Linked DNA regions of Homo sapiens: regions 2 and 3 are each linked to region 1. Evidence: chromatin loops called from intact Hi-C (ENCODE). Cell type or tissue: heart left ventricle. All regions are shown on one strand. Links, peaks and the distances in the headings refer to the core of each region. The heading gives the core; the rest is flanking DNA. Region 1 overlaps ERCC6 (ERCC excision repair 6, chromatin remodeling factor). Region 2 overlaps C10orf71 (chromosome 10 open reading frame 71). Region 3 overlaps TMEM273 (transmembrane protein 273).

Region 1 (10,007 bases), core at 1,054-9,053:
GTTTCTGTTTTCCCTTTTGAAGCAGGAAAGTAATTTTAGAGAACTTTTCTTCAAAAAAGAGCTGAAACTTAAGCTTTGGCATAGAAAGAATAAGCTTGCTTTTGTAAATCCTTCCTTTGTCTTGAGAAAATAGTCATCTGCATAATTATAAGCCACCATCATGCAAAAAGTGTACTTTGTATGCACAGCATACCTTTCTTTTCACTGTTGTTTTTTATGTTAGAGACTGACTTTGGCTTTTAGCTCCATGACATTGTCATTGTATAAAGCAAGCACCATAAAAGGGAAGGTGAACATGTGAAACATGAAGTCTGAATTGCATATTGCCACACGTTTTCTGAGAGCCAGGAAAAATAATCTGTATTGCAGGCCTCCCCATGGTGGCCCACTGAACACTGTGCTACTGCCGCGCATTTCAAGTCTCCTTGACTTAGAGCTCACTTAGCTCTAAGGAAGTCAAAGGGAAAAAGGAACCTTATTACTTTTAAAATACTTGATAGTGGGATGGCTTTTTCCCAATCCTCAACAGTTTTTTCTTATTTCTCAAGGTGAAGAGACCTAGTTTGTTGTATTTATTGGCCTTTGTGAGTGAAGGTTGACCTGGTGTTTTTTCTTGTTACTTAGAACTGCTCATTAACCCCCGTCCAGACACTACAGACATTCCATAACCTTTCCGAAATAGATGTGTCAATTCTTTTAAACAGTAATTTGAGGACCTGTGACTTAAATCCTGTTCTTTAGAGTTGCGGCACTCACATTCTAGTAGCACCTTATGTAGTAATGCACAGATGAGGGCTGGCTTATATTTGTCATCCCTCAGCACAGCTTTCGTTTCTGTGCACGTTTATTACCTGTGAAGTTGTTTGAGGAATGTTGCCCAGTACTCTTGAACAGTGAGCGGTGTCAGACTTTTTCTTAACTACTGCAAGGAATTAATAAAAGTGTTAATCTCAACATATTGATTATAAATGGAGCAATATATATTTTTCCAATTAAATTGGGTCAATATTAAATATGTTTAAAATATATCAGTATTTTGATCAAGAGCAATTTATTTTGATTGAATTTTAAATGTGGGTTTAGTTAATTTGATGGCAATAAGTTTTTCTTAATAATGTTAAGATTGTAAAACAATTTATTATTTCCAGAGCCAATATTTTGCTAAAGCTACAGTGAAATCTCAAATGAATTTCAGAAATATCAATAACTCTTAATTGCCACCAAAATACGATAGCTCTTAACATTTTATAGCTACAGTTATTAAGGCTGTTAAACTGCAGATATCCACATTGAAATATTTGTTATTACATCTCCTTTGGTGCTGTTTGGTTTGGGGGATGAAAGAAAATAAAATGCTCAGGATTGAGAAGCATATTAGAACTGCCAGTCTCTCTATATTTTGTTACTCATTGCTGATCTTTGTAGACTAATTGAAATGGTAATGCTATTCCCTTGAGAAACAGAAAGACCTTTAGGGTTGCTTGTCTTAGCAGTGGTTTGACGATGGATGATTAGAATAAAGTCATAGAGTTTACAACATAGAAAATTAGTTTTTTTTTAGTGGTTAGAATTTAGGAGTAGTTCCCAGGGTAGGCACCCTTTGCTGAACTTAACACCTTTTACTGAGGGTATAGCCTGTTAATTATAATGCTCTTTTCAACTCTAGGAAGTGAGAGTGGGTGACTTCTGGATATCTCATCCTCTTTATTCTCTCAGCTTGAGAGCCATCGGCCTTTCACTGGCACTAGGTTCACCCTAACTAGGTGCCTTTGTTTTAGCTGATACTTACTAGGAATTTTCCGTCAAGCCCTTTCCATAGCTTTTTTAATGGAACTGGGCAGTCGCCCTTTGGATCCTGCTTTCCTTCATTTGGCTCAAGCCCTCAGCTCAGTCTTTGAAGTTTTAACCATTTTTCAAACCGTGTATTCCCCCTTCTCATGTGTTTCTCCTGCCTCCTCCTCTGCACTGAACTGTATCTGGAGGCTGACTCCTCAGTGGGTTCCCTGGTTTTCATACCCTTTCATGTCATACAGGATGGATGAGCCACTGCTTAGAAGTAAATGTTCTGTCGGTTCTATGGTCAGTGGTATACAGGTCTTGTAAAACATACATTATTTTTTCATTTTACTTTGTGCTACCACGGTTTCCATTTGCTTATGGCTGTTGGTTGTGAGGTCTAGTGCTTTCTTAAAATATACTACTGCTTTGCACATTGTGGGCCTGGGAGCTCCGGGTGCCAAATAAAGATTAGGACTAACACACCTTCAGTGTTTGAGTGATGTGGGTTCCCGGTGAGCACCTACATGCTGCTTACCTAGTACAGGCTGTGCAGCCAAGACAGCCCTGTGTGGCCCAGAAGACCAAACATTTCATGTGAACCTTTCCCCTTCAGGGTGATAAAGATCAGGTCGCTTGTCCCCAGTCCTTGTTACCTCCATGTTATTGATTCACTTCCCAGTTGCCATATTCGAGGTAAGCCTCCATAGCTTTATCTTTGCTTTCATGTCAACAATGCATGTCTGCATCCTTGGACTGGCTTCAAGGGTTTCTGGCAAAAAATTTGCAGTCTGTTAATAGACTTGGGCACAAATAGGACCTAACCAAGTGTGAAGGGAATAATGAATTCAGACTGAGGCATTTGGGAGAGACTGTTGGGGAAGTTCATCCAGTGCAGGGCCTTGTCTTGTTGGGTGGCTCAGATATATTAATATGACCCTTATCCAAATTAACAATGTTACGCATTTGCCCCTAAACTCCAGGTGCATCATTGAGAAGGGAAGGAATTTGCTTTGCTTTGGAGGCACATTATTTCCTCAGGGTTCTCATTTGGATTGCCTTGGAGGTTGGTGTGATGCCACAATGTGCAGAGAGGCTGAGGACAGGGAGGGCAGGTGGGCTTCACTTTCCAGCCAGCTCTGATTTCTGGGGAGTGGTAGTCTATTCAGGGGGCTCCGAGGCCCTGTTTGGGTGGATTGGGAAGAGTGTGCAGTTCCTTAGTGATGTCTATCATAGGCACAGTGGGGAACTAGCAACATTCATGCTAGGTATTTGCCAGCCTTGACATAATAAAACAGATGTCACTGACTCCTGCCTCTTTGTCCAGCAGTGGTCAGCACTGCTTGGTCAGGCTGCAGGGCATAGATGGGTTGCATCCTGAGTGAGAAAATGCATTTCCAGATATGTTTTTGTCTCTTCTTGCTGGCAGGACTAGGGTTAGTGTTTATCATTTGACTTAAACTCATTCCCCCAAGTTCTTACTCTATTTTCATGTATCGGCAGTTACTATTTAAGTTGCTGCCCTCGCAGACTACAGTGAGGGCAACGAGCACAGACGAGAGCAAAGCTTCCCCACCCACAGACTGATTATGCAGTGTCACTGGGAGCCCCTAACACTGGAGACGCTGACTTAGGAAGTGTAGCGTGGGGTCACCGGGCAGGACTTTTAAAAAATGTTCCCAGATGGCTCTGATCACTGTCAGGTTTGGGAGCTAGGGATGGAAATAAGTCAGTCTTATGTATTTCTCTTTTTTGGGGCTGCAGCTTTTGGCTGATGCAGTTTGTATATCAGTTTCTCAAAAATCCTCTTTTATGTGCCCTGCACAGTTGTATGTACACAGGGGAGGGCCTGGCAGGGAGCCTTAGCTAAATGCTGTATGTCATAGATCATCTGGTTCTTGTGGGGTGTGTGTGTCAGAATCACATGGGAAACACCTTCAGAGGGTAGGGGCCTGGGCTCAGCGTGGGGAGTCTGAGGCAGCAGGTGCAGAGTGGGAGGAGCTGGGCACTGCACTTGTGCTTTGGCTGAGCTCCCGCTGACTCTGAGGGGAGCTTGGTGACATTCTTCATGGTCCACAGGACCTTGCTCAGAAAGAACTATGTTCTCATTTAGGAGAGCTTTGAGGCAGTTGGGAAGCATTGTTGGTAAGGATGTTGAGGCTTGAGAATGTAATGCTTTTTTCTTTACTATGGCCCACACTCAGCAAATAATTGCCTCTGGGATAAATCCCCGACCCATGCCCACCCCGATCAGGGAAACATAGTGGGGAGTTCAGAAACGGACTCTTCAGTAGGCGGTGCCTGAGTCTCCTCAGATGACCTGGTGCATTGGGCTAAGCTGCTAAATGCATAGCCTGAAGTGGATTTGAGTTGGTTCCTCTGCATGGTTTGAAGGCTCCCTCGCCACCTTTCAGCACTTCTGATGAGTCCCTATTTTTATTGTAAAAGTATGACAACAATATTAAGATGAAAAAATGACCTCTTTTATGTTTTTATTTTCTACATGTCATTCCAGTCTTTGGTTCTGTGAATACACATCTTTACATGGTTATAATCACGGCCCCTCCAGTTAATTGGCTTGCCCACAGTTTTACTGTGAAGTAGAGCTGAGATTTGAAGTCGGCTGGGCCCTCTACATACATGTTTCCTTCCCTTTGTGGGATTGAGTAGAAGGTGCAATATTTAGGTATGACCACAGGGTGGTGCCAAAAATCAACACATAGCTGCCCCCACCTCCATTGGACTGAAAACCAAACCAAAAACCTAAGCCTGTAATCTGGGAATTTGGATGAGGATATAGGGAGATGGCTCAGGAGTCTAGAAGACCTGGCAAGTATGGTGTGGATGGGGACAGAATTTACTTCATGGTCTGGTGTAACCTGAATCTGTAGACTTGATGCCTGTTGATATAATTGGTTTTTAATAAATTTTTGATCCTAAAGGTTTTTCTTGTGCCCTATTTTTTACCTTTTTTACATGAGTAACTCTGAGATGTAAAGGGGTGATAAAGATTCCATTCATTGTGTAAGTCTTACAGAATGTCTTCTAATAGTCTGTGAGACATAATCTCCTGCGAAGATAATACTCTTCATTGTCCTTCCCCTGAGCACTGGGCCTCTGTGGCCAGGGCCCCATTGAACCCTGGCTTGGGAGGGTTGGGTTGTGCACATCCACTGTTCTGAGGAGGGAGCTGTCAGCATTTCAGATGCTAGGGGTCAAGCCAAGTAGAATGACTGTTATGAAGAGAGTCTTGTGGATTTGGAACGTTGCAGCCTTTAGGGCCTGAGCAAAGGTGGCATCAAGTGGAGGTGGGGGCAGGGGCGGGAGTGGTGCACAAGAACAATGATGGCTGACATGTTTGAATGCGTACGACTTAGTGGTTCTTGTGGTTCTTCTTGTTATATAGGTTAATTCGTTTAATCCTTACAGCCACCCAGGAGATAGGACTTTGAGCCCAGAGAGATGAAGTCATTTGCTCAAGGCAGCAGTCAGTGGAAGGGCTTGGAGAAGGAGAAGGGGTCTGAAGGTGGTGTGGGACACATGAGAGTGATCTCGCAGCTTGGTTTGCTGCAGCAGACTCGGACAAGCATTGTTTCAGTGCCTGGTTTCTCCCTCCACTTGATGGGGGCCAACTCCAACCCAATGTCCCATTCCTATCCTGAAATGCTTCTAAAGGCAGTGCCCTGAGAACCACCAACCTCACAGCCTGTCTCCATTTTATTGTCTTCTGGGAACTTCTCCCTTCTGTCTAGCACCTGTTTGCACTGGGATTGTCCTGTCTGTCCTTCAGTTGGATCCTGGTTTGCACCCGATGAGGATTTAGCAATTTTAGGCTGTGCTTCGGCAAAGGCCAACTCACAATGTGGAGGTTGATTTGATTGTGCCTTTTTTTTAAAGCCCAAATTAAAGAGAAAAAACAAAACTCTCCCAAAATCTGAATTTAGTAAAAGTTTGAGATTTTATCCAGAAACCTAAATACAATTATTTTAAGAATGTTCTTAACATCTCTGAGAGTTCATTTTTCTCAAGAAATAAGCCTGGCCGGGCACAATGGCTCATACCTGTAATCCCAGCACTTTAGGAGGCCAAGGCAGGAGGATTGCTTGAGCTCAAGAGTTCGAGACCAGCCTGGGCAACATGGTGAAACCCCAAAAATAGAAAAAGTTAGCTGGGTGTGGTGATGTGCGCCTGTAGTCCCAGCTACCCAGGAGGCTGAGGTGGGTGGATCACTGGAGCCTGAGAGAAAAAAAAAAAAGAAAGAAGACTGTGTTCATTTTCTTTTAGGAATCTATAAGTTGAAAGAAAAAGTTACACTTTTAAAACCTATTTATGCCTAGTGTTCCATTATTGGAACGCTAAGCATGTGGGAGTTATTCATGCCCTACTGCTCAAGGTCATTGCCAAGGTCTGATTTTTCACACATGTCTGCCTCCTGAGGGTACATGTTATCACTTGGTGCACAGAGTTAGTTACTGCTACAGATACTGGCATGCTGGGAGCTTGTCAAAAAGTGATGTGAGTTTTCAGAAACATTTTTGAGTATCCAAAGACAGGTACATATAACTTTACTGCACTACATCCTATACTAGTAATTTTTAAGAAATAACTTCTCTACTAGTTATGCTATTGTGCGGTAAAAAGAAAATACAGAAAGTATTATTATTGCATTAGTTATGGGTTTGACATTTTTCATGTTCCATTTTTGGAACACTAGGCAAAACCACTACCACTAGGACTAATAATACCTTTTTTCCGTTTTAGTCCCAAGATGCCTCGAACACTAAGTTTACATGAAATAACTGACCTTTTAGAGACAGATGACAGCATAGAAGCAAGTGCTATAGTGATACAACCACCTGAAAATGCTACAGCACCTGTTTCTGATGAGGAATCAGGAGATGAAGAAGGTGGAACAATAAATAATCTGCCAGGTTCTTTGTTGCACACAGCTGCGTATCTTATTCAAGATGGCTCTGATGCTGAGTCTGACTCAGATGATCCCTCATACGCACCTAAAGATGACTCTCCTGATGAAGTTCCATCTACGTTTACTGTGCAGCAACCTCCACCATCAAGGAGGAGGAAAATGACAAAAATTCTTTGCAAATGGAAAAAAGCCGACCTAACTGTACAACCCGTAGCAGGTAGAGTTACAGCACCACCAAACGATTTCTTCACCGTAATGAGAACTCCCACAGAAATTCTTGAACTTTTTCTTGATGACGAGGTCATTGAACTCATTGTCAAGTACTCCAACTTATATGCTTGCAGTAAAGGTGTACATCTTGGCTTGACTAGCTCTGAATTCAAATGTTTTCTGGGAATTATTTTTCTGAGTGGTTATGTCTCAGTTCCTAGAAGGCGTATGTTTTGGGAACAAAGAACAGATGTGCATAATGTACTGGTTAGTGCTGCCATGAGACGTGACCGGTTTGAAACTATATTTTCTAATTTGCATGTTGCTGACAATGCAAATTTGGATCCAGTGGACAAATTTTCCAAATTGCGACCTCTCATAAGCAAACTTAATGAGAGATGCATGAAATTTGTTCCAAATGAAACATATTTCAGCTTTGATGAATTCATGGTTCCTTATTTTGGTCGTCACGGGTGCAAACAATTTATTCGGGGAAAGCCCATTCGGTTTGGCTATAAGTTTTGGTGTGGTGCCACCTGTCTGGGCTACATTTGCTGGTTTCAGCCGTATCAGGGTAAAAACCCAAATACTAAACATGAGGAATATGGTGTCGGTGCGTCACTTGTCCTTCAGTTTAGTGAGGCACTTACAGAGGCACACCCTGGACAATACCATTTTGTATTCAATAACTTTTTCACCAGTATTGCACTTCTTGATAAGCTCAGTTCAATGGGACATCAGGCAACAGGTACAGTGAGAAAGGATCACATTGACAGAGTTCCACTGGAATCAGATGTAGCTTTAAAGAAAAAAGAAAGAGGCACATTTGATTATCGAATTGATGGCAAAGGCAATATTGTCTGCAGATGGAATGATAACAGTGTTGTCACTGTTGCCTCATCTGGTGCTGGTATCCATCCCCTGTGTCTTGTCAGTCGTTACTCCCAGAAACTGAAAAAGAAGATACAAGTTCAGCAGCCAAACATGATCAAAGTGTATAACCAGTTCATGGGAGGCGTAGACAGAGCTGATGAAAACATTGATAAGTATCGGGCATCAATCCGTGGAAAGAAATGGTATTCAAGCCCTCTTTTGTTCTGTTTCGAACTGGTCTTACAAAATGCTTGGCAATTGCATAAAACATATGATGAGAAACCAGTGGATTTTCTGGAGTTTCGTCGACGTGTGGTATGCCATTATCTGGAGACCCATGGTCATCCTCCAGAACCTGGCCAAAAAGGAAGACCTCAGAAGCGTAACATTGACTCACGTTATGATGGCATAAATCATGTGATAGTCAAACAGGGAAAGCAAACGCGATGCGCTGAATGTCATAAGAACACAACTTTTCGATGTGAAAAATGTGATGTTGCCTTACATGTGAAGTGTTCCGTTGAATATCACACTGAATAGCAGGTGTCACCACCTCCTGAGATAAGAAACATAGTTTTATACATTATGTACAGTGTAGCAGTGGTTTTGCCTAGTGTTCCAATTTTGGAACGTCACATAACAATGGAACATAATAAATTTTTTTTTCTCTTCAAATTTTTGTTCCTTGAATTTTTCTAGGTAACATATATGAATTTCATGCAAAAATTCAAAAAATTGTAACCTCAGACATAAATGGGTTAAAGATGTTTTCTTAGAGAGCACATTGCCTTCTTTTAAATAACAAAGCTGAGACACAAATGAAGACTAATTCTGCTTCCTGCTCTGCACACACCTTTCATTCTTGGCTCTGGGCATAATTGTCTATATCAGTCTTAATTTACTCCATGAGATCTGCACTCCTAACTGAGGGTATTTCATCTGCTCAGATTTGCCAATTAAGTTTACCCAGATAGACCATAAAAAGGAAGATAAGAAAAGTAAAACACCAAGTATCTCAATTTAGCAAATTAGACTAATCTGTAAGGCATTCTTAGCTGTCTGAAATAGAAAACCTATCATACTACAGAATGCAAACTATATTAAATACCCAGCTTGGTGCCTGAATATATTTTTAAAAATCAAATTGTACTCATTGTGCCTCTGTTGTTGAATTTCTTAAATGGATATTGCAATAGGTAGAGAATGATCTTGAGGTTGAAATGTCACTCTGTATTAAGAATGATTTAACTGTATGATACACAGCTTTTTCCTTACAGACGGTGTAGATTTAAACTGCTCTGTGTACAATGATCCTTGCAACATAAAAATATTACAATAGAGCAGTAAGGTCTGTTTTGAATTTTGAGCACCACGGTAGGTGACCTCCTTGAAGTTTTGGAGAGGGCATGTTTATTTTATTAATATGATCTCAGGCAACTAATATTTGATAATTCCCATTAATATGTGTATTTTGTCCCTTTTGTGTGTTGGTATGGGCAGTTGTGTACATTGATTTGTCTAGTATAAAATGTGTATTACATGATTGTTCAGCCTATATTATGTATAGTTCAAAGAACTGCTAAACTGATTTTACTGTTACTTGGAAAAGTTTGCAGGGGTGTAGTGAAGAGTGAGTTTTGACTTACTTTGCACACTATTAAGGTGGGGAAGGAATCATGTTATTGTACAAAAATGAAGGCAATCTTTCCCTTCTTTAAACCTTAGTCCTGATGTTTTTTTAAGACAACATTTGGATTGAAGTTTTAGAATTTGGTTTGTTCTTGTGCAATTGCTTTCGTTCTGTGGCAGTTAGAGGACCCTTCGCTGGCACTGTGAGAAAAGGGGTGGTACTAGGGAGTTTGGAAAATACTTTTTTGAAGACAGTATTATGTAACAGATAGGAATATAGACTCTGGAACTTGATTATCTGGGTTTGAATCTTTTCCCTTAACTCATTGGTAATCTTGGACAGCTTCCTTTCTTTCTCCCTGTCTGCTTTAATTGTTAAAAAAAAAAGAGAGAGAGAGAGAATAACAATAGTATTGATATGGTTTGGCTTTCTGTCCCCACCCAAATCTCATCTTGAATTGTAGTCCCCATATGTCAAGGGAGGAACCTGATGGGAAGTGATTGGATTATGGGGGCGGTTTCCCCCATGCTGTTCTCACGATAGTTAGTTTTCATGAGAGCTTATGGTTTTAAAAGTGGAAGTTTTTCCTGT
Region 2 (10,007 bases), core at 677-8,676, 210 kb after region 1:
AATAAATCCACTCTGCACATTTTAAATGCAAACCTTTGGGGTTTCCATAAGACCTTTCCCAGCTTGTAGCTCCTGGATATTAATCTAGTTCAAGGTAGTTTATTAATAATATTAATAATCATAATTGCTTGAATTGGTGGTGTCTATTTCTTTGGAGAATCACAGAGGTGCTCTGTGTCTACCACCATACGGCGAGGCCCCATCCCTGACTCCCCAGGCTGGCTTAGATGGGCCTCCTTCGTGTTCCCAAAGCATACTGGGTTTACCTTTTCCATAGCTCAGCTCTGTTGTCACTTCATACATCGTGACCCATATGTTTCAGGAACTGATGATCGCTGCTTTCCCTCCTCACTAGAAAGGAAGTTCCTTGAACCAAGGAAGGGAGTCTTGTATACTGAACTCAATAAATGGAAGCTCAGTCACTGTTTGTGGTAATGCTCTGAATTGGGTTATCTTTATTCTGATTTTTTTCCTGGAGGGCAAACTGAGGCACAGAAAAGAAGGGAAAAGATAATAGGAATTTTGTTGAGAAAGACTCCTGGCCTTGGGTCTTATGGCCTTCCAAAAAATTCAGATCAGCCCATTTGCATCTCTAAATAATAAGGCCACTCCCCTGCCCACAGCTCCACTGAGATCTGACTTAGGGATGAGGATGAAACCCATCTGGTGCCACACATGGATGAGACGGAGGTGCAGAACGACATAATGGCATTTATTTTGTGAATGGTTAGGGCACCCCTCACCCTGTGCTTGGGCTTTCCCCCTAGGCAGTTGCCTCATGGACTCACTGACATTGCTGCTGGCATGAATTTTCCAGATGCCAGTGAAAAAACTCTCTTGCTTACCACTTTGAACCATTTGAAGGAAGCCACTCTGAACTGGTGAAAATTCTTGCTCATAGAGCACTTTGCCAGTGAAAAGGTGTGTTCCCTTCAGGCAGCATGAAGGAGGATACAGTGCACATGGCAGGGCCATGTTTTAAACAAGATCTTGGAACCTGGTCATGAATGCATAGAAATAAACATCGATATTTAATTATGACCTGGTCAGTTCCTATTTAAGTCTGTGGCCTTCAAAGACTGTTCTCTTAAATGCTTCATATCTCCCCTCTACCTCCATTATTTCTTTACCCATTTCACTCGGCCTTTAATGTCTGGCCCCCACTCCTTCCTGATGGATGTTCTGATGGCATTTTTGCTCCTCATCTGACTGAACTTCTAGGCTGCAATCTAGACTCGTGGCCATTGTCTACTTAAGATACTCTTTCACTTTGACCTTTCCTTCTCCCCTCCCTGTCTGGATGTTTAGTCTCTTCCTCTCCTTGACTGCTGGATTTCCTCTGCTCCCAGCCCTGGAGCCTCTTCTCTTCTCACTCTACAGTCACCACGCAGGCGATTGTCCCCACACCATGGTCCCCGCAAACATCCACGCACTGAGGCAGCGTCCAGGCCAGGCCATTTGCCTGGCTGCAGTCCACGCCTCCGCCCACCCACCAGGCAACTCGGTGCCCCTGTCTCACAGCCCTTCCAACCCACATGTTTAAAGCAGAGTCCATGAGCCTTCTGCAAGCCAGCTTTCTCCCTGGGGACCTCAGAAACCTGACGTCACCTTCGACTTCCTCCTCCTCCTCCTCCCAGTGCCTTTCCCTTTGACATCCATTTCCTAGTTCCCATGAGTTTCATCTCTGAAGGTCTCTTCCTTACACACCAGTCTCCATCTCCACGGTCATTGTGTGGACCAAGCTGCTCTCTCAAATCCTTGGGCCACTGCAGCAGCCCATTCCTGCCCTGCACCAAGAGGCTGCTTTCAACACTCAAACTTGTTCATATCAACATTTTGCTTAGAATCTCTCGATGGCTTTCCAGTTTTAAGGAATGAAGATCAATCTCCTTAACACAGATCCTCTCTTTCCAAACACACCTTGCTCCATCTTTCCCCTCATGCTTGGCTTTCCAACCAACCTGGTCCTTGTCCAGCTTCATGCCACCCTACTTCCTGCCTCAGGGCCTCTGCTCATGGTGTTCCCTCTGCCTGGACTTTTTTACTTCCATCCTTTCATCATTACTGGGTTAACTCCAACATGTGCTTCAGAGCCCAGTTCACATGTCCCTTTGATGATGCAGCTTCTTCAGGCTATTCCAAGGCTGCCCGTTACATCCCTTTATCATGGGCTATACCCATCATTTTGCAGCACTTACCATAATTATAATTAAGCATTTAACTGGGTGATTTGTTGTTAAATGTTTGTCCCTCCTGCTAGCCTGAGTGTTTATTGGTGGCGGGGTCCATGTCTGTTTCTTTTTCATGCAGCATAGTGCACAGTGCAAGCAATATCTGTTAAATAAATGAGAAAACCCTTCCACCTGTCATGATATTACTCACACTTTTGACAGGCTTAGCAGAACTTATTTTATTGACAGTCAATTATAATCCTATAATCACAGAATTATCACAAATTTCAAATTAGTGAATTTGAATCCAAGTGGATTTTATTTACTTTTTGATTCAAAACCCCTCAAATATGTAAAATTCCCCCCATGGTAAGAGATGGAAGCAGGTGGACGGGATTGTTCTTAGAGACTGTTGACAAGCTGGCTCCAGGGAAGGTGTCCCTCAGCAGCGTGGCATGTACTGTGTATGTCTGGATTGCGTTTCTGTCAGGGGGAGATGAAAAGAGACTTCATCGTGACTTCACCATTTCCCAGTTGGTCTCTCACACTGCTCTCAGTGCTCTAAGTTGGGGAGTGGCTTTGATGCCTTCTGGAGGGCCAGCGTCCAGCAAACTTTTGTTGAGTACATTACCTGGGGCTCTGTTTACAGCCACAGTGTGAATGGTCATTAAGTGATGCGTTATCTAAATTATAGGGTCAGTGGATGAAATGCTGGCTTTGCCCTCTGCCTCCAGGCAATTGTGCAGGACTCAACAGCGCCATGTTCTGCAGACCTCCAGCACTTCCTCCACTGACCCAGGCCAAACTTGCATCAGATGGAGAAGGTTCTGCAAAACACCAGAGCACACTAGGGGAAACAGGATCCCTGGGCAGGAATTTAAAAATGGACTCTCCATTTGAGCCCCTGGAGAAGAGCGAAGGGTCTGCCATGCCCACTGTGAATATGTGCATGGGTGAACTGGTAGTGCCCTGTAGCCTTGGAGCCCTGAGAATTACACTCAAGGATGTGTATTTTCTTCTCCTTATTGTAGGGTCATCTTTTTGAATCAGACTACATCAAACAAACTCAATCTGAACATGTATCCCCATGAATCAGCTTTTCCTTGAGATAAGCACCGAAATACCCTTTGCACAGTCATTGCTAAATTCTAACTCTTCCAAAATGTTTTCTCACATGATGCTTTTTTTCCATGCCATGCCTCATGATGCTGTTATTATTGACTGGGATGTGCTGCTTTTTGCGGATACAATTCTCTCCCCCTCCTAATCCTTTACAAATGCCTATGCAGACCCTCAAGTCCCTCTTGGCAGGGGAGCTCTGCCTGCTCCCACACCCTCCTTCCTCCAGGCCTGTGGTGCCCTGTGCCAGGGAGGGGCAGGACCCATGTGTCCTGGACTAGATCCCTCAAGTAATAGTCCCTCTTCCTGGAATGTCTCTTCTGTCCTCAGCCACAACTGCTGACAACTTCCTCCTCTGTTCTGTTCCTCGTAGAATCTTTTCTTCCCTTTTTATCACTTACATTGCTTTATTCTTCCTGCACTGCGGTGAATCTATCTCTCCCACTAGACTTTGAGATCCTTGGTGTGAGGTCCCTGGCTTGGTTCATCTTTTACCTACAGGGTGCCTGGTGCACCCTGCTCACTGGGAAATGTTTTCAGCTCTGGTTGTTGAGTGTACTTCTTGGACCCTGGGATGTAATGACAGAGGTTTACTGCAGTGTGCAAAGGGACAGAGGTCCATGTTGCCCTTGTCTTCCTCGGGGCTCCTGGCTGGCAGCCAACCCAGGCCTGAGAAGGTCATGCAGTCCAACTTCCGCTGATCTATCCCAGACCCTCATGTGTCCCAGGTTGTAAGGACGGGAAGTGTAGGGGAGAAGACTCACAACTCCTACATGCCAAGCCCTATTGCAGGTGTCCCCCACATAACTGAGGAGCTTGTCAGGTCCATAGGACCAGAGCCCCACTGGGTGACGCTGGAGGTCCCAACTCAGGGACCACAATCACCCATGAGGAGAGACAAAGTGCCCTCAGAGGGAGGACCCAGATATTCCATGTCTCACAGCTGGTGAGTGACAGAGTGGGCTTGGGGCCGGGTCTTGGTGGTCCTGGGGACACTGCACAGAGGGAACAGTTGGTGGTCTGGCATGGTCGGGCTGCTAGATTGAGCAAATTAAAAATACAGGACACTGAGTGAAATGTGAATTTCAAATAAACAATAAATACTTTTTTAGTGTAAGTGTATCCCACGCAATATGTGGGATACACTCATACTAACAAAATTATTCATTATCTGAAATTCAAATTCCACTGGACGACGACTTCCTCCTCTTCTTCTTCTTCATCATCATCATCATCACCATCATCATCATCATCATCATCATCTGGCTACCTGAGGGTCTCACCAACTTTTAGCACTCAAAGTGGATCACAATCAGAGGAAGCCAATGCAGTGAGTCAATACTGGGATGACACAGTGACAGTCACGGCTCATGTGTATGCATCACCCTGTAGTTCATGACACATTTCAGCATCCGTGATCTTGTTTGATTCTCATGACTCCTCTGAGGCAGGTTGAGTGGCCTTGTCACCATCTCCTAGGTTGAGAAACAAAGGCACAGAGAGGTGCAGGATGTTGCTCAGTGCCACACAGCATGTAAAGACAGGGAAGAACTGGGGACGAGTCAGCCTGGGCTCACCACCTTACCACCTTCTGCTTTCTCCAGGAGGAAACCCTGAACCTCTGGCCTGTGGATTCAGGCTTCCTTAGGCGTGTCCTGGGAGGTGTTGCCAGCCCCGCTTATGGCTCATGGGCTGGAGTTCATGGGAGAATTGGTGTCTCTGGGGGAGAAAACGAGGGTTTCATTTCACTTTCACGTCATGTAATAAGGATCTTCTCAGCTGAGTTCTCCCAGACATCCACAGAAGTGAAACTTTTGATTCAGCCTGTAAACATGAGTCCTTCCTGTTTGGGGAGGGCTCTGGTGCTGCGGGAGGCTCAGGCAGCTGGGCTCTGCAGAGCTGGGGGCTCCCCTGCAGGCCCAAGGTGCACCCCTGAGCTGCTGAAGATATGTTCCATTTTCCTCCTCATCCCTGCCCATCTTTCCACAGGAAGCCACTGGGGTTTGCTTTGTTGCTGGGTTTGACCACTTGCCGGTAGTGTGGTTTTTGAGCCCAAGATCTTCGGGTGAATTTAATTACCTTAATTGAATGGTGCTTTCACTTCTTAGAGAAGGGGAAACAGGAAGACAGTGGAGATGGCAGGGGTTGGCTTTATCACACCCAGAAGGCTCTAACAAATTGGAATTGATTCCTCTTGCTCTTCTTTCTGGGTTGGTTTTCTGAGCCATCGACTCAGGCATGTGTGACGAGCAGTTCAGTGGAGTGAAGTGTGACAACTCCTCCCTGTCTATGCACAGCCTGGAGCCCTGCTCACAGATGGTCCTCCATCCACAGATGCACAGCACACACAGCCTCCACCACCCCACGCCACAGGGTGCCTTGCTGGTCAGTTTTGGGCCAAGCTCTCGACCTCTCTGTGCAATTCTAACAGCCCTCTTGCTTTAGAGGGGAATGTCCTTGTCTATGGTCTATGCTTTATGAGGAGAATGTCTTAGCTTGAACTAAAATATCATAGGCTAGGAGGCTTAAAATCGACATTTACTCCTCACAGTTCTGGAGGCTGGAAAGTCCAAGATCAAGGCACTGGCAGATCTGGTTTCTGGTGAGGGCCCTCTTCCTGGATTGTAAATGGACACTTGCTTGTTGTATTCTCATACAGCAGAGAGAGAGAGAGTGAGTGTGCACATGTATTAGCAAGCCCTTTTGTGTCTCTTCTTATAAGGGCACTGATCCTATCACAGGGGACCCACCCTCATGACCTAATTACTTCCCATAGGCCCCATCTCCTAATACCATTCCACTGGGGTAATCTCAGTGAATTTTGGAGCACACACATTCAGCCCATAGCAGCCAACAGTGAAATGGCAAAATTTACTTCCTCAGTTGAAGTCCTTCAGGTGAGGGCAGCAGACACGTGTTGAGTGTCTGTGAAGCAGCAGGTCGACCCCTGCACCTGCCCGTGCTCACTTATTCCTTGATAACACTTGGCATGATAGGCTCCCCTCATCATCTTACAGCTGATGAAACTGAGCTGTGACTGGCTAGGTCAATCGCTGGTCCCTTGCTTAAGGCCTGGGAGTGCTGAGCAGGGCCTCACCCAGTCCTCGGCCTCTGTGCCCTGCTCTCTGGCCCCAGGTTGATGCCTCCTCAGCATCTCCCATGTGGGGCTCGCTGTGTCTTTGTAACCCCTTTTACTTTTGGAAATCAGAAATTATAAGTTCATTTAGACTCCTAGAAGAAAGCGTAAGATCTCGTAAGCGTGACTTAAGCTTATTTATGTATTGATCCATTCAACAACTACTTATTGAACACCTGCTTCACGTCACCAGTTTTGGTGCTGGAGATATAGCCATGTGCAGGGCTGACCCGGGCCCTCTCCTCACGTAACTGGATGGATCCTGGGAAGTTACTGCTTTGTAAAAGCACAATTACCTCTGATTGCCTTAGATTGGCTTCCACTGGGCAGTGCCTCTTATGTGTGTAAAGCAGAGATTTGATATACATAAGGGTCATTGTGCATCCAGTCTGGCCATTTTGGCTCCACTAGCCTGATATTTGGCACATGGGAGAGGGGTGTCAGCCTGCAGCCTGGCCTGGCTTGACTGGACCCAAACTCAGGTTATAGCCTGGGAAAGCCAAAGGCTCTCAAACTGACTCTGAGGCCACTGTGCCCTGGGAGAGAACAAGTTTGGCTTTGGCCAGCCCCAGGAACATGATGTGGTTGGGTGCCATGATGGCAGTGTTGGCCTGGTGGGAGTCTGAATCTTCTACAACCACATTACATGTGCAGGAGCCTCTAAATCTTGTAGCAGGTAGAAGTCCAGGATGCCCCAGGGGTTGTGGTTGAAGAAACCAGCTTGCCTGGGCTTGTCAAACCCACAGAACTGGATGTGAGCAGGGGGTAGCAGGGGCTGCTGCCCTCTGGGGAGAGACTGGAGGAGTGATGCTTTCTCTGTGAGCTCAGCCCAGCCTGAAGCTGACTTCTGGCCTGGGTAGCCAGTCTGCCATGTCTGGATGGGTCATTCCCCAGAAGCTTCCAAGTGCTGCTCAGACCCAGGGCTGTGCCTACAGTTGAGGCCAGGGAACAAGGCACAGGGAAGGCCGGGCTTGGTCTAACCCAGGACATGAGGGTGACCAATACCTGGCATCACAGACCCAGGGAGGGACCCTTATGGCAGGAGAAATGAGAAGTCACAGGAGAAAAGAAGAGAGGAGGAGAATGGGACTGGGTTCAAGCAGTCTCCCACAAACCTGTCCCCTCCTGGTTCCTGTTCCCTGATGACCAGGGCAGGCCAAGCGATGTTTAATAACCAGCTCTCTGGGGCAAAAAGCACTGGATTTGTAGCACTGGCTAATTTCTTGCTGCCTCCCTGATATCCCAGGCAGAGTTGGGACGAGGTGTGCTCAGTGGGCCTTGCAGGGTGCAGGGGGCTCTGGTGCGCCTCTGCATCCCAGCAGGCTCCGGAGCTCGCACTGCTTAAACTTGGGTAGAGTCTCACTCCACAAAGGCTAACCTGCGAGCTGTCAGCAGCACCTCTTTGCGCAGTTTCTGACCGCTTCTGGAGGTGGAGCATTATGGAGGATCACTCCTTGGAACTCCTGGTGGCCAGATGGGCTGGACTCAGCCAGACACCGTCTCTGGACAGTCCCTTCCACTAGGAAGGAGCTCAGGCCTGGCACTGCCAGCTGCTCCACGACACTCTCTCAGGTGTTCTCTGCAGACCTCAAGGGGCCCAGCCTCAGCAGCCAGATGCTCCCTAAGCAAAGAGCCCTTGGCTTCTCCTCGTGAGCTCAGAGGTGCCCTTGGCTTCTCCTGGCGAGCTCAGAGGTGCCCTTGGCGTCTCCTTGTGAGCTCAGAGGTGCTTTATAGGAGCAGCCATGCTGGCATCACAGGTAAAAGTAGGAGCAGGAAAGATCTGGAAGGGAGAGCATGTGATCCCAAACAACTCTGTTCACCCTGTCTTCCTATCCCAGGGTTGGGTGAGTGCCAGTCCTGCTCCACTGCCCAGGAGGGGAGTTGCCTGAGAGGCAGAGATTTTGGGAGAAAGCAGGGTCAGCCTGGCAGCCATGGTTCTGCTGCTCATCCTTCTTACCCTTGCACCTCCTTGTTGCACCCAACCCAAACTGCAGGGCCACCCCCACTGCCAGGCCAGCTGCTGGAGAAGGGACACATGGCTCCTTCAGGAGCTCTGGGGCCATGTGAATGGTGGGTCCCCCTGGGATCTGGGCACAGGTCCTCGTGCTGCTCTGTGCCCTTTAGCCATGGTTGCTGAGTACAACCGTGCTTGAGGGACATGGCATGTGAGAGCCTTTCTCATCTGCAAGTAAGTGGACCCCATGCCATGCACCTGGCACAGGTGCTCCCAATAGACTTTCTAAGTCCCCACATCACTGGCACTGCCCAAGTCTCTGGCCAAAATCACCCCTGGCTGAGAACTGCTGTTAGAGAATCAGGGAGGGAGCACTAGCCCAGCACCAGGCTCTTCCTGCCTTCACTCATTCATGTATTCACTTGCTCTTCCCCTCCACATTTCCTAGGAACATCTTGCCCTGGATTCTGGAAATGGCAGGACCTGACATGAGAGTCATCAAATAGGCAGTACCAGCAGTGCGAAGAGCGGAGACCCAGCTCTAAAGTGCTGTTGTCATGGGTGTCACTTAACTGCTACACCTGGAAAAAAGGGATAATAAAAATCAGCCCGGCTGTGCCCGCCCCTGGGACTGCCCACTCCCAAGGTTGCTCCCCATGCTGGACACAGGAATTTTCATGGAATCGGTCCCTGTGGCAGGCACTGCTTGAGAGTCTCTCGATGCTGGAGTCAGCCAAACCACCAGGTCCTGGATCCCCACCACAGCAGGGAGGACGCCTGGACTAGAAGGAGGTTCAGAAGGCCCTGACCATTGCAGCCCCGTGCCTCACCTGCCAGGTCGACAGGGAGCGAGTGAATGGCATACACATCCTCCTCTCCGTGTCTCCACAGAGCAGAGGTTTCTCCTCTACATGTAGTAAGAAATGCATTTACATCATGGCACAGAACATGCTTGGAGACATATGTATCATGGAAAACCAGACAAAGCAAAGCTTACCCTTCTTATATGTACTGCTCCATCCTAATCTAATCTATTCGTTCATTTAAAAAACCTCTTCACAACTTAGTGATTTCAGGACTCAGTAATGACTTATGATCTATAGTGATTTAAAAAAAACTCTCTGAGACCAGAAATTTTAGGCATCCCTAATTATGCCCAACTTACGGGTGCCCCGTTTCTGGTAATGCTAGATTTTCATCTGGATGGAGAATTGGAGACCCAAGGCCCAAACAGTGGCTGATCAGATTCACTTGGGGAGGGGAGGAGACCCCACCCGCTGGTGGCAGGTCCATGGGCTGGGCCTTGCCTTACTGCTCTAGCTTATGTTTCCAGTCTCCACACAGTGCCTATGCCTAGCATGGGGCCTTTTATTTGCTAAACAAGTGAGTGAATGAGTAGGTGAGAGAAATTTCTCTTATCCACTGAGTGGGTAATGAGCACCTGGTATAAAGGTACTTTATAACCTAGTATTATTAATATTTATTATTTAATTAGTATTCACAACAGCCTCATTACACAGGAGTTACTCTTGTTCTTTACAGAGGAGAAACGTGTGTAGCGCAGAATTTAATACCTGGTGGTGTGGGGCTGGAACCTAGGGCTGCCAGAGAAGTGGTCCCTTTCACC
Region 3 (10,007 bases), core at 1,096-9,095, 340 kb after region 1:
TGGTATGTGTCTCCATTTATTAAGATCCTTCTGGATTTTTTTCTTCAAGGTTGTGCTATTAGACTTACACCTGCATAATTTATGAGTGATCGTAAGTTGTGTTGTATTTAAAGTATTTCTTTCTGTGTATAATTGTGAGCATATGGAGACATCATTGATTTGCATATGTTAATCTTATTGTATTCCACCACCACATACTCTAAAGAGAGTTATTTTTCAGATCTCTCGAGATTTTCTATGTTGACTGTCATGTTCTCTGCAAATAGGGTTAGTCTTATTTTTTCCTTCCTGAATAGTATGCCTTTATTTCCTCTCATCTTACTAGGCTGACAAGAACGTTAGTACTAGGTTGAACAGGTGTGGTGACGGTAGATATTCTTGCTTTGTTCCTGATCTTAGTAGAAAAGTATTTTGTTTCTCACCATGAAGTTTGGTTATAGCTGTAGGTGCTTTTGCAGATATTCTTTGTGAAGTTGAGGAAGTTTTCACAATTGTTCATGGAAGCAGTTTTATGGCTACTTTGACACCTCTGTCAGATGACTCTAACTCTGTATCATCGAGGTGATGGCATCTGTTGATTTTTTTTTTCATTCAAATAGAGATTGTCCTGGTTCTTGCTATGACAAATAATTTTCCACTGAAACCTGAACATTTTGGATTTGATGTTATGAAACTCTGAATCTTATTGACGTCTTCAATTTTAACAGGCCTCCTCAGATATCATTCTGTCGAGAGAAAAGGGGCATTTCCTCATAATTGCTAGGGGGGTGGAGCCTGACATCCTCTCTGGCCACCACTGACACCTGATGGGAGAAGGGCTCTGTGTTACTGTGGGGTGGGGTGCAGGCTAGGTTCTAGGACATAGCTCTAGAACCTGCTCAGTAATTAGCACTTGTTTGAGTCAATTATTGCCAGAAGTGGAACGTCAGCCTCGGGCTTGGGTGGGCTTCCCCTTTAGCACTTGCAGACAGCACCCTGCTGGGAGTACCCAGGCTCATCACTGCTCTTCATGTGTCCCTTGCTGACACTGTGGGGTGGGGGTAGCCTCGTGGTGGCTGGGCAGTGTAGGACGTCCTGACTCTTTCCTAGCAGGAAGGGTGAGAGGCACCTTGTCACTGCCAGGAGCAGGTGAAAGAGCAGGATCCCACAGGGTCTCCACTGATACCCCTGGGGGCGGGGACTTTTTCATTCATTGGGCATGAAGCCCTCTCTTCCCCATGTGACCCTCTGACACCACCCTCGTTGGGGAGTGGGGGCTCCTTATAACTGAGCAGTGAGCGTGGAAGCCCAGGTCTCCACTCGGCCTCTGTTGATGAGGGTGGGGCTTGGGGTGAGGGCACAGTTTTTTCTGTGCTGTTTGACCGTTGTGGAGTGGTTATCACCTAAAAGTCTTGTCTTCCTAGGCTGCACCTTTCCCAGTCTTTGGCTCGTGGGAGCTGGCTTTTCTTGGGGCTTCTGTGTTTGTGCCCATTGGCATTACAGGGTTGCCAGCTTCTCCAATTCCCATCTGGGACATCTGAGGCAAAAAGAAAACCCAGAAATTCACTGCCCTGTTATTCCTGAGTTCTGAAGGTGCCTAGCCAGTCTGCCTTCTTCTCTCCATTTTTGGGGGTCTTTTTATATTTGTTTTTTTAATATAATATTTAGGGATTTTAGCTATGCTTAGTGAGAGGAATAGGGAAAAGTAAACCTATTTCATCTTTCCAGAAAAGTAAGTTTGAAAAGAGTTCTGGAGGATGGGTGATTTGGAGTAATGCTCTTTGGGGAGGGACCCTGGGCTGGCAAACCTCCCTCAGACACACAGTCCTGATTCTAGAGGCCCCTGAAGGGAGTCTTCCCCATGGGGTGAAAGAAGGAGTGGGGATGAAGGCAGAATGCCTGCTGGGGAGTCTCTGATCCTCAATCCCTGATGAGGGCCACAGCTGGGCGGCTATAAAGCCGAGCCCCACAGGCCAACACATACTCAGCAGACCTTTTCACTAGCTCCCAAATTAAACTATCTCCACTTCCTCTTTAAAGTCACTATAAGCATTGTTGTCACATCTAGACCCTCATTTATCTACCACAATTGCTTGAACTGCTCCCTTTATTAAATTTGATTCCATGAAATAACTGGATAATGGTTCTTAGTGAGATGGACTGGGCTCACTCTCCCCTGCTTGTCTGAGTGAAGCAGATGGTCAGTTGGGGAACTCCTGCCTGGACCCCAGCTGCAGCCAAGCCCTGTTCACACCTTTGCAAACTCTTTGGCCATGTTATCGAGAAGTCACTATTCAGGGCAAGAGGTGAAGGACCTGGAGCTGGACCCACAGGCTGTCTTGGAGGACTGGGACACACAGACACCCAGAGCTTTCTCTTTGATTAAGCAAATATTGATTTTCACCAAGGTCTACTGGCACATGAAAATAAGTAAGTCAGGCTCCAACCTGAGGAGCTGACAGTCTACAGGGGACAGTTGCAATGCAGTGTGTTAAATACTGAGACGAAGGACTCACAGAAGAAAAAGGAGAAGCTCTTGAACCAAACTAGAGTATCCAGGAAGGCTTCCTGGAGGAGGAGTCTTATTGAATGCTAATTGCGTACATCTCTGCCTAGGTGAAATCCTTCAGCAGCTTCCTATTGCTGCCAGCAAGTACTAAAGTGTTTACTATGTCACTGGCCTCCTAGACCTGTCACGAGCCATCCCCTGTTGTTCCTGCTCCCTGGTCTCAGGGAACATCCATCAGGTTACTGTCCAGCCTCCTCACATGTCATCTGTTTTGCATGGGATGATGCTGTTCCCCTCCAGGGTCATAGAGATACTCCCACTCCCCTCTGTACTGTCACCACCGTCAGGGGAGAGATCTGGTCTTGCTGGGCCATTGCTCTAGAACCTGCTCAGTAATTAGCACTTGTTTGAGTCAATTATTGCCCGAAGTGGAACATCAGCCTCTGGAGCCAGTCTGCAAGAATGGGACAGGTGGCGTGCCATCCTAAGAAGAGAGGACAGCCTCTGCTGAGGCCCCGGGCAAGGGCAGCATGGACTACAGGGGTTGTGCAAGAGGGGAGAATGAGAGGTGACATGGGCCAGCAAAAGAGGAGGGCTTGATGAGCCCTGGGAGGACATTGGGCCTTATTCTGTAGGATTTTAAACAGCCTTACAGGAAGAGTGCCTGGCTGCAGTGCCCCAGATGGGTTGGAGGCAGGGAGACTTACTAGGAGAAGGCAAATGGATAGTCCAGGAGAGGGGAGGCTGGCTGGATTTGTCCCAGGCCACACCAGCAGGGTCATGTTGGCTTCTGAGGCCCCAGGGCACCCATCTCTCACAGCTACTTCCCTGAGGCAAGCAGTGTGTGGCCTGAGCTCAAGGTGTGTGGCTGAGTAAACTGGTGTCCATCCCAGCTCCTGGCCAGCCCATGCTTAGCCCCACTGGCAGACAGTGTTGGACAGGCAAGGCCAGGGCTGTGTGGCAAGGAGGGCTGAGCAGACCCAGCCAGAGCTCCCTGAGCTAACCCTAGAGTCCTAAAGAAAAGAGACCCTCCCAAACCGCAGATGAGCCCTGATTGTTGAGTCACATGTGACACATTAAGATACTTTGGTCAGTTTGTAATGACTGTTCACCCTCCATGCTGCTGTGAGACTCTTCCTCGGAGCCAGTGACTCAGGCTCAGGCATGGAGCCTGAAGAGGTCACGTCACTTCCTGGGGCTTTCCCATGAAAAGAGGCCACTGTCCCCAAGAGAGGCCCTTGTCCTGACACTGGCTCCAGGACCCCACGTACACACACAAATGCAAATGCGAAGAATTTTTTTCTTTTTTATCTTGTTTTGAGAGTTCAGGAACCGGGTCAGCACTCAGGCAAACAGAGAGGGAGGTTTGTGTGCAATGGCTTAGTGCAGCTGAAAGTGAGGACCCGAATCAGGGAAACCACAGCCTGTGGCTGCCCTGGGAACTAGAGAGGGAGGGAGGAAATGCTTTTATTTCAATTTCCAAAAGACCAGATTCCCAGATAACTGCACCTGATCCCTCCACCTGGTGGTTTCCTCTGGGGACTGAGCATTGCCCAGAACTCTAGGAGAAAAGCCAGGGCTTGGGTAAGGGAACTCGCTGGTGAGTCTGATGGCTCAGGAGCCATCCTTGGTCCTGGAGGGTCTGTGGTTCAAGGTGGCCCAGGCCAGGCCTGGCTTCCTTCTGCTCTACCCATCTGACCCTGCCTCCCCTGGCGGCAGGCAGCAGGGCTGCACCTCCCCCTCTGGAAGGGGCCCCTGAAGAATGGACTGCAGGGCCATGGGGTCAGGGGGACTTCGGCTGGACCATGCGTGGGGCTTGATCTATAACTTAAATATTTAGACATGTGGCATGCTGTAGGCTCTGCAAATGTCAGGAATTGTCTTAAAAAGCTAACTAGAGTGGAGATGCCTAGCACGGATGCTGGTGCCTCGCAGGGTTTACGAATGATCTGTCCCGGTAAGTGGAGGCTGATGGGTTTAGTAAGGGGCTCCGGTGCAGGCTGTGTGCTGCCGTTTCCTCTGCAGCATCATGACCCCTTTCCCATGGTCCAGGACAGCTGTCATCCCACAGCCCCGCTCCCTGGATGCGCACTCCCCTCGGTCAGGTCCCTCAGGACTCCAGAGCAATGCTTCCCAGAGGCTGAAGAGCACAGTATGAATATTGCATGAATAATAATAACCCCACCACTTAGCGGTTATGCAACGCTTTCCTCTTCCACAATACTTTACCATCATTAATTAGTTATTCCGCACGGCTTCCAGCCTCCCCTGCTCTCTCTGCAAGGCATGCCCTGAGAGTTGCTCCTGCAAACAGGCCTGTCCTGGTCTGAAGCACCAACATCAAGTGGCCAGGCCCCTCTTCACTGGGATTGTACAGGCTATGGGAGGCCTTGGTTTGGCCATTTCTCGAAACAGCAGAGGCTTGTGCCCTTGCTGGGGAGCGCCACCTCTTTTCTGACCTGAGCACCTTCCCAGAGTGCCTCCCGGTGTGCTTGGCTCCCCATTTCACTCATGGCCCCTAGGATAGTGGCAGACACCCATCTCAGGTGGTGGCGTGTTTGCTTGTGGAAGGGCAGCTGCTGCCTGCACCTCACTCTGTGCACACACTCCTTCCGGGGACTTGTCCAGCCATGCTCTGTGTGCAATGGGGCCACTGAGCTGGGAGCCATGTTGTGTCTGGTCCAAGGCCACAGGCTGACAATGGGTGGCAGAATGGGGACTCAGATCTCTTGGTTTCAAATACCCTTCCCTCCCACCCACCATGGGAGTCATGGTGAGGTTTCAGATCCCCACAGAGAGGCTCAAAGGTGGGGCAAGTCCTTTCTCCAGTGAGTAGGGTCGGCTGGGTGTCCGGCTGTGGGGCCTCTGATCTGGCCCTCCCTGGATACCACTGTCCACCCAACCACGACAGCCTCAGGCTCCTCCTTGTTCCAGAACCCCCGTCTTCCTCAAGGCTTCAGCAGCCCCTTCCCAGGTGTGGCTCAGTGCTCACATGTGTCACCACTCCTGGTCAGAATGGACCTGGGACACCAGGTGGGGGGGGCCCTGCCCCCTTGGAGGAGCTCCTAGCCCTGGTTCAGGCCCAGGCCAGCTCTCCGCCTCCACCCCTCCATTAGCCTGAAAAGGTATTGATCAGTTTGGCTTCTGTGAGCTGAGTGTTTTAATCCCACTGTGTGAATCTTTAAGAATTAATTAGCAAAGAGTGCTCAAGAAAAACAAAGTGGGCACCAGTTTTGATACCTCCTGGTCACCCGCTGTTATTGTTTCCCTCTTAATTATGATGCTATTTCTGGAAGCTAGAGGCAAGCTCCCTGGTGCATCTCAGCCTGGGGTGGCCTCTGCATGGCCCTCCGTGGCCTCCTGCTTCTCGTTCCTGCCCAGGGTGGCGTGCGGCGAGGAGAAAAGGCACAGAGGCATTGTAGCAGGCAAGATATGAGTGGCCAAGCACTCCCACCTCTGGGAGCAGGGTGGCCACAGGACTCTCCCCTCTGCTTTTCTGAAAACCTTATCTGTCCACAGTGCCGGCCACATCTTATGCCAGTATCCCCAGCTGCTCTGACCCTGCTCAGCTTCCTTCTTTAGCCCTCAAGCCCTCTGTACCTCCTTGAATCGCCTGGCTTTTGCTTGTACCTTGTCCTCTGCCTGGTCACATTCCCTGTCTGGGCACATTCCATTCCAGTCCCTGCTGCCACCTCACCGAGACTTTATTAGCTCCAACTGGTCCTTTTGTTTTTAATTTAAATAATGATCTCTCCGGGGGAGCTTCTGTGACACTCCCAGGCTGGGTTAGGTGCCCGCCTTGGCCCACCTGGCTGGCTAATCACTGTACTTTCACGCATTAGCAGGGACTGCCGTATGTGGAATTCCTTAATCACTGCCTGTCTTCCAGAAGCCTTAGCGTCAGGGTCGCAGGGGTCCTGAGCTGGAGTTGCCAAGCAAGTGGTCTGCTCTGACACCACGCATATTGTCTTTCCGTGGATGGGGGGCGGTCCATGGAAATCAAGGAGTTGTCTAAAAGCTCCCAGAGTCCCCCTCATACCACCCCCCACCACTGCTTTGCACACCTTTTTCCCGTGTGTTCCTTTTGTACAGCTTTGCCAGGTAGGTTTGGGTTCTGCCCCAGCCTAGTTCCTTGCACAGAAAGCAAGGACCACAAGCGGCATGGGAGGGGTCTGCAGACGTCCTGTTTAGAGTCATGCTCTGATAAGACTGGAGGGTGATTGAGGAAGAGAAATCTCAGGTGGTTCCGGGGTTTGAGATGGGGACTCTGAGATTTCTGCAAGTCATGGTCTAGAAGTGTCTAGACTCCGGCAAGAGCCGAGCGATGCTGGAAGTAGGAGGACTGTGTAGCCAAGGCCCATGACCTATGCCCCTGCATTCTGCTAGAGAGAGGGCTGAACAGGTGCTATTGCACTTGGGGTAGGTGCACTTCATTTCCACTTTCAAACAGCCCCGTGGAGTGCCTGAGAAGCAGACCCATTTGTGAGCCCTGAGGCAGGGGCAGGGGCAGGGCCCGCCAGCACCCATATCACCCAAGCCAGCTAAATTTAAGAAGTATAACTTGTGTTTCACTCTGACCCCAGGGTCCACTAACATTGCAGGGTAGCACAGGATAAATGGGCAGAAAGGCAGGGTTGTCTCTGGTGAGTCTTTTATATGTCAGCGTCCTGCATCCCCATTTTCAGATGAAAAAAGGGAAGCCCAGGATCAATCTGCTGTGTGAAGCATAGCTGGGCTGTCTCCCTTGACTCTACACATCTGATTTCTTTTCTGAGCCTCTTGGCTCAGAAAAGTGTGTGCCAGCTGGGCCTCCAAGGCTCACAGTGGGCTGGAAGATGGAGCCACTACAGTGTACATGGTCTCAGAGCCACAGGGGAAACGCTATCGCCCCCCCTTGTCTCTCTGTGGCTGAACTGTACTTGGATCCTGAGCTCCGTACCACTCAGTACTTACACTAGATCTTATCTCTTCAAGCCATTTCTGGTTTAACACTCAGTTCAGACTTCTCCCATCCACCTTTCTCGGCATCCCCCAGGAGAAGAGTCCAGCTTCCGAGGGCTCTCATGCATCATCTCGCTCTTGGGAGAAACAGCTTCCTCTGGGTTGTTTGTGGCCTTCATGCCATAGAGCAAGCTGCAGACTGGGGCCAACAGTGCGGGGGAGAGGTGTGACACATGGAAGGAGTGATCCTGGACTGACGAGAGCAAGGGGGACTTTCAGAGGAGTGGCTTTGAAGGATAAATAAGCACTTTCCACAGGGACGAGGGAAAAGCATTGCGGCAAAGAGAGCAGCAGCCTGTGCAGAGGCCAGGAGCCGTGTGTGTTGCATGGCTTGCACATCCCAGTCCAGCTTGTGTGGGGCTGTGTGGTATAGCTCCTCCTTCACAGCCAGCCTTCTCTGCTCCTATCTCCCAGTCTCCAGTGACGCCCTCTCAGGACCCACTACCGAAGTCATTAGGACTCCTTTGTTTGCAGATGACAGTTACCGAGCTCAGATAAGAGTAAGAAAAAGAAGCTATTTCCTTACTGAGGTGACTCAAAAGTCCAGGGAGAAGTGCTTCGGGCACAGCTGGATTCAGAAGCTTCAAAGCATCTTTAGGACTTGGTCTGGGCTCAACCTTCTTCAGCAGGGACTTCAGTCTGCAGGCTCCCTGCAGTGGGCAAACGCAGGCCTCCCTTGGCCCCATAGCTCTCAGCTCTGGAAGACATTCTTGCTTCTCAGTTTCCCCTGAGGCTCTGAGTTAGGTGTCACTGGTCTGAATTGGATCTTCTGCCCCACCTGTTGACCAATCACAGTTGACAGGAAGAATAAATGTGCTAATTGGTCAGGCAGGGTTCACACATTCCCCAGGAGCCAGCCCTGTGGGAGTCACGTGGAGTGCCTCCTGGTGTGCTTGGCTCCCCCACTTTGCCCATCACCCCTAGAAATTGGCAGATGCCCGTCTCAGGTGGTGGTGTGCTTGCTTGTAGAAGGGCAGCTGCCACTTGCACCTCACTCTGTGCACACACTCAATTTGGGAACTTGCCCAGCCATGCTCTGTGTGCAATGAGGCCATTGAGCTGGGAGCCGTGCTGTGTCTGGTCCAAGGCCACTGGCTGAGCAATGGGTGGCAGAATGGGGACTCAGATCTCCTGGTTCCAAATATCCTTCCCTCCTACCCATCATGAGGTCATAGTGAAGTCTCAGATCCCCACAGAGAGGCTCGAAGGTGGAACAAACCCTTTCCCCAGTGAGTAGGGTTGGCTGGGGGTCTGGCTGTGGGGCCTCTTGTTGCTCAGAGGAAAACTGAGGTGCTAGTCAGGAGAGGAAGGCAGGCCATGCACCAGTGCCCACTCTGCACCCTGTTCCCACTTCCTCCAGCTTGTGAGACTGAGGCTTGGGGAAGGCGCTGAGCTTTGCCTGTGACACTCTGATCTTTTATTCAGTGTAAATCTTGTCTCCCTGGTCACTCTGTGAGCTCCTTCATGGGGCACTTGGGTCTCTGGTTGCTCTTTGATTTCTCCTAGGCACTGGGGCCCCCTGGAACACCCTATAGGCTCTTTATTTACATGTGTGAGCCCTGTTAGGAGAATAAGGAAGCCTGTCCTAGACATTCAAAGCCACTTCCTCTAGCTGAGAATGTTGGAATTCATGAGCTCTAAAGTTAGGAGCCATTCTGCAACATTTAAGTCCCAAGAAGACTATGGCCGGGCATCATTGACAAACACTTAGGGCAGCCTCTCCCTATTTTTAGTTCAAATACTTATAGAACGACATCTGAGTGCACGCACGCCTACTGGCCCACAACTGGGAATCCCACAGCCTGATTCTGCCCAAATAAGGGTGGCAAAGAGTGCCAGTCCCCCATCAAGGGTGGACCCAACAGGTGGACAGCTCAAAGAGGCCTGGATGCCGGGGATGGGCTCTCAGCAGGTCAGATTCCAAGTGAGATGGGGCAAAGCTAGGCCGTGCCTTCAGCTCTCTCCAAAATAACTCATCTCAGCTTGTGTAGAGCAGCCCTGCCATCTTCCTCCCCAGGAGCTGGGGTGGCTGCCCTCCCATGTTTCTGGGGGACCATAAGACAGAGGGACATCCACTCTTGCAGAGGGCTTCTTGCTGTTGGGAGAGCCACTTACAGAGCAATCTGTGTGCTGCAGGCCTGAGGTGGGAATGGCAGCTGTGAGGGGGCTGGAGCCCACTATTTTGTCAGGGAGGCACAGAGTACCAGGTCCAAATGGGGCATCAGGGAGAAAGCAGAAACTCTAGAATCTAGAGCCCATCGAGTGCCCTTGTGCAAATTAGGAAAAGCTTCTATGGTCAGAGGCTGATCTGACCACACATGGAAGCTACACAGGTGGAGGCTGTGGAAAGCCCCCGCATCTCAGCAAGTCCTCTGGAGGTAGCCCTCTGCCCTCTGCTCTCTGCTCTAGGCAGCAGCAAGGGCCTGTATTCTGGCTCTCTGACCCTGCCCAGTGTGAACAGTTCAAGGGAGGTGGTCAGCCAGACTTATGCAGTCGGTGGTAGCAGTCAGATGGGGTG

What was found. Hi-C counts contacts between places; a loop is a spot of excess contacts. Peaks named below come from ENCODE experiments on the same cell type or tissue, not always from the same donor. Only the 100,000 strongest peaks of a DNase experiment are listed, where the experiment ranks them.
Region 2: a loop joins it to region 1, with 2.7 times the contacts of the local background. A loop is called at or near these places in 4 of 110 quality-filtered maps.
Region 3: a loop joins it to region 1, with 2.8 times the contacts of the local background. A loop is called at or near these places in 7 of 110 quality-filtered maps.

Annotation. Positions count from the first base shown.
Region 1 is chr10:49,513,652-49,523,658 of GRCh38, reverse strand. All of the region lies in intron 5 of ERCC6 (ERCC excision repair 6, chromatin remodeling factor), which reads left to right. It overlaps PGBD3 (piggyBac transposable element derived 3), which reads left to right. Exons shown (of 2, transcript NM_170753.3): 2 at 6,538-8,554. The coding sequence starts at 6,545. The coding sequence ends at 8,326. Among named protein-coding and RNA genes, the nearest start is that of PGBD3, 5.6 kb to the left of the region's middle. In heart left ventricle, for the core only: a CTCF peak has its summit at 4,465 (motif pointing right); no DNase peak of the experiment used is centred there.
Region 2 is chr10:49,305,323-49,315,329 of GRCh38, reverse strand. The region is part of intron 1 of C10orf71 (chromosome 10 open reading frame 71); the gene reads right to left. Among named protein-coding and RNA genes, the nearest start is that of C10orf71, 11 kb to the right of the region's middle. RefSeq lists a silencer at 7,173-7,222. In heart left ventricle, for the core only: no CTCF peak of the experiment used is centred there; a DNase peak (open chromatin) is centred at 3,945; H3K27ac peaks cover 985 bases.
Region 3 is chr10:49,171,237-49,181,243 of GRCh38, reverse strand. The region is part of intron 1 of TMEM273 (transmembrane protein 273); the gene reads left to right. Among named protein-coding and RNA genes, the nearest start is that of TMEM273, 12 kb to the left of the region's middle. RefSeq lists enhancers at 886-965, 3,542-3,881, 5,367-5,866, 5,867-6,368, 9,943-10,007. In heart left ventricle, for the core only: no CTCF peak of the experiment used is centred there; DNase peaks (open chromatin) are centred at 3,663 and 4,553; H3K27ac peaks cover 2,077 bases.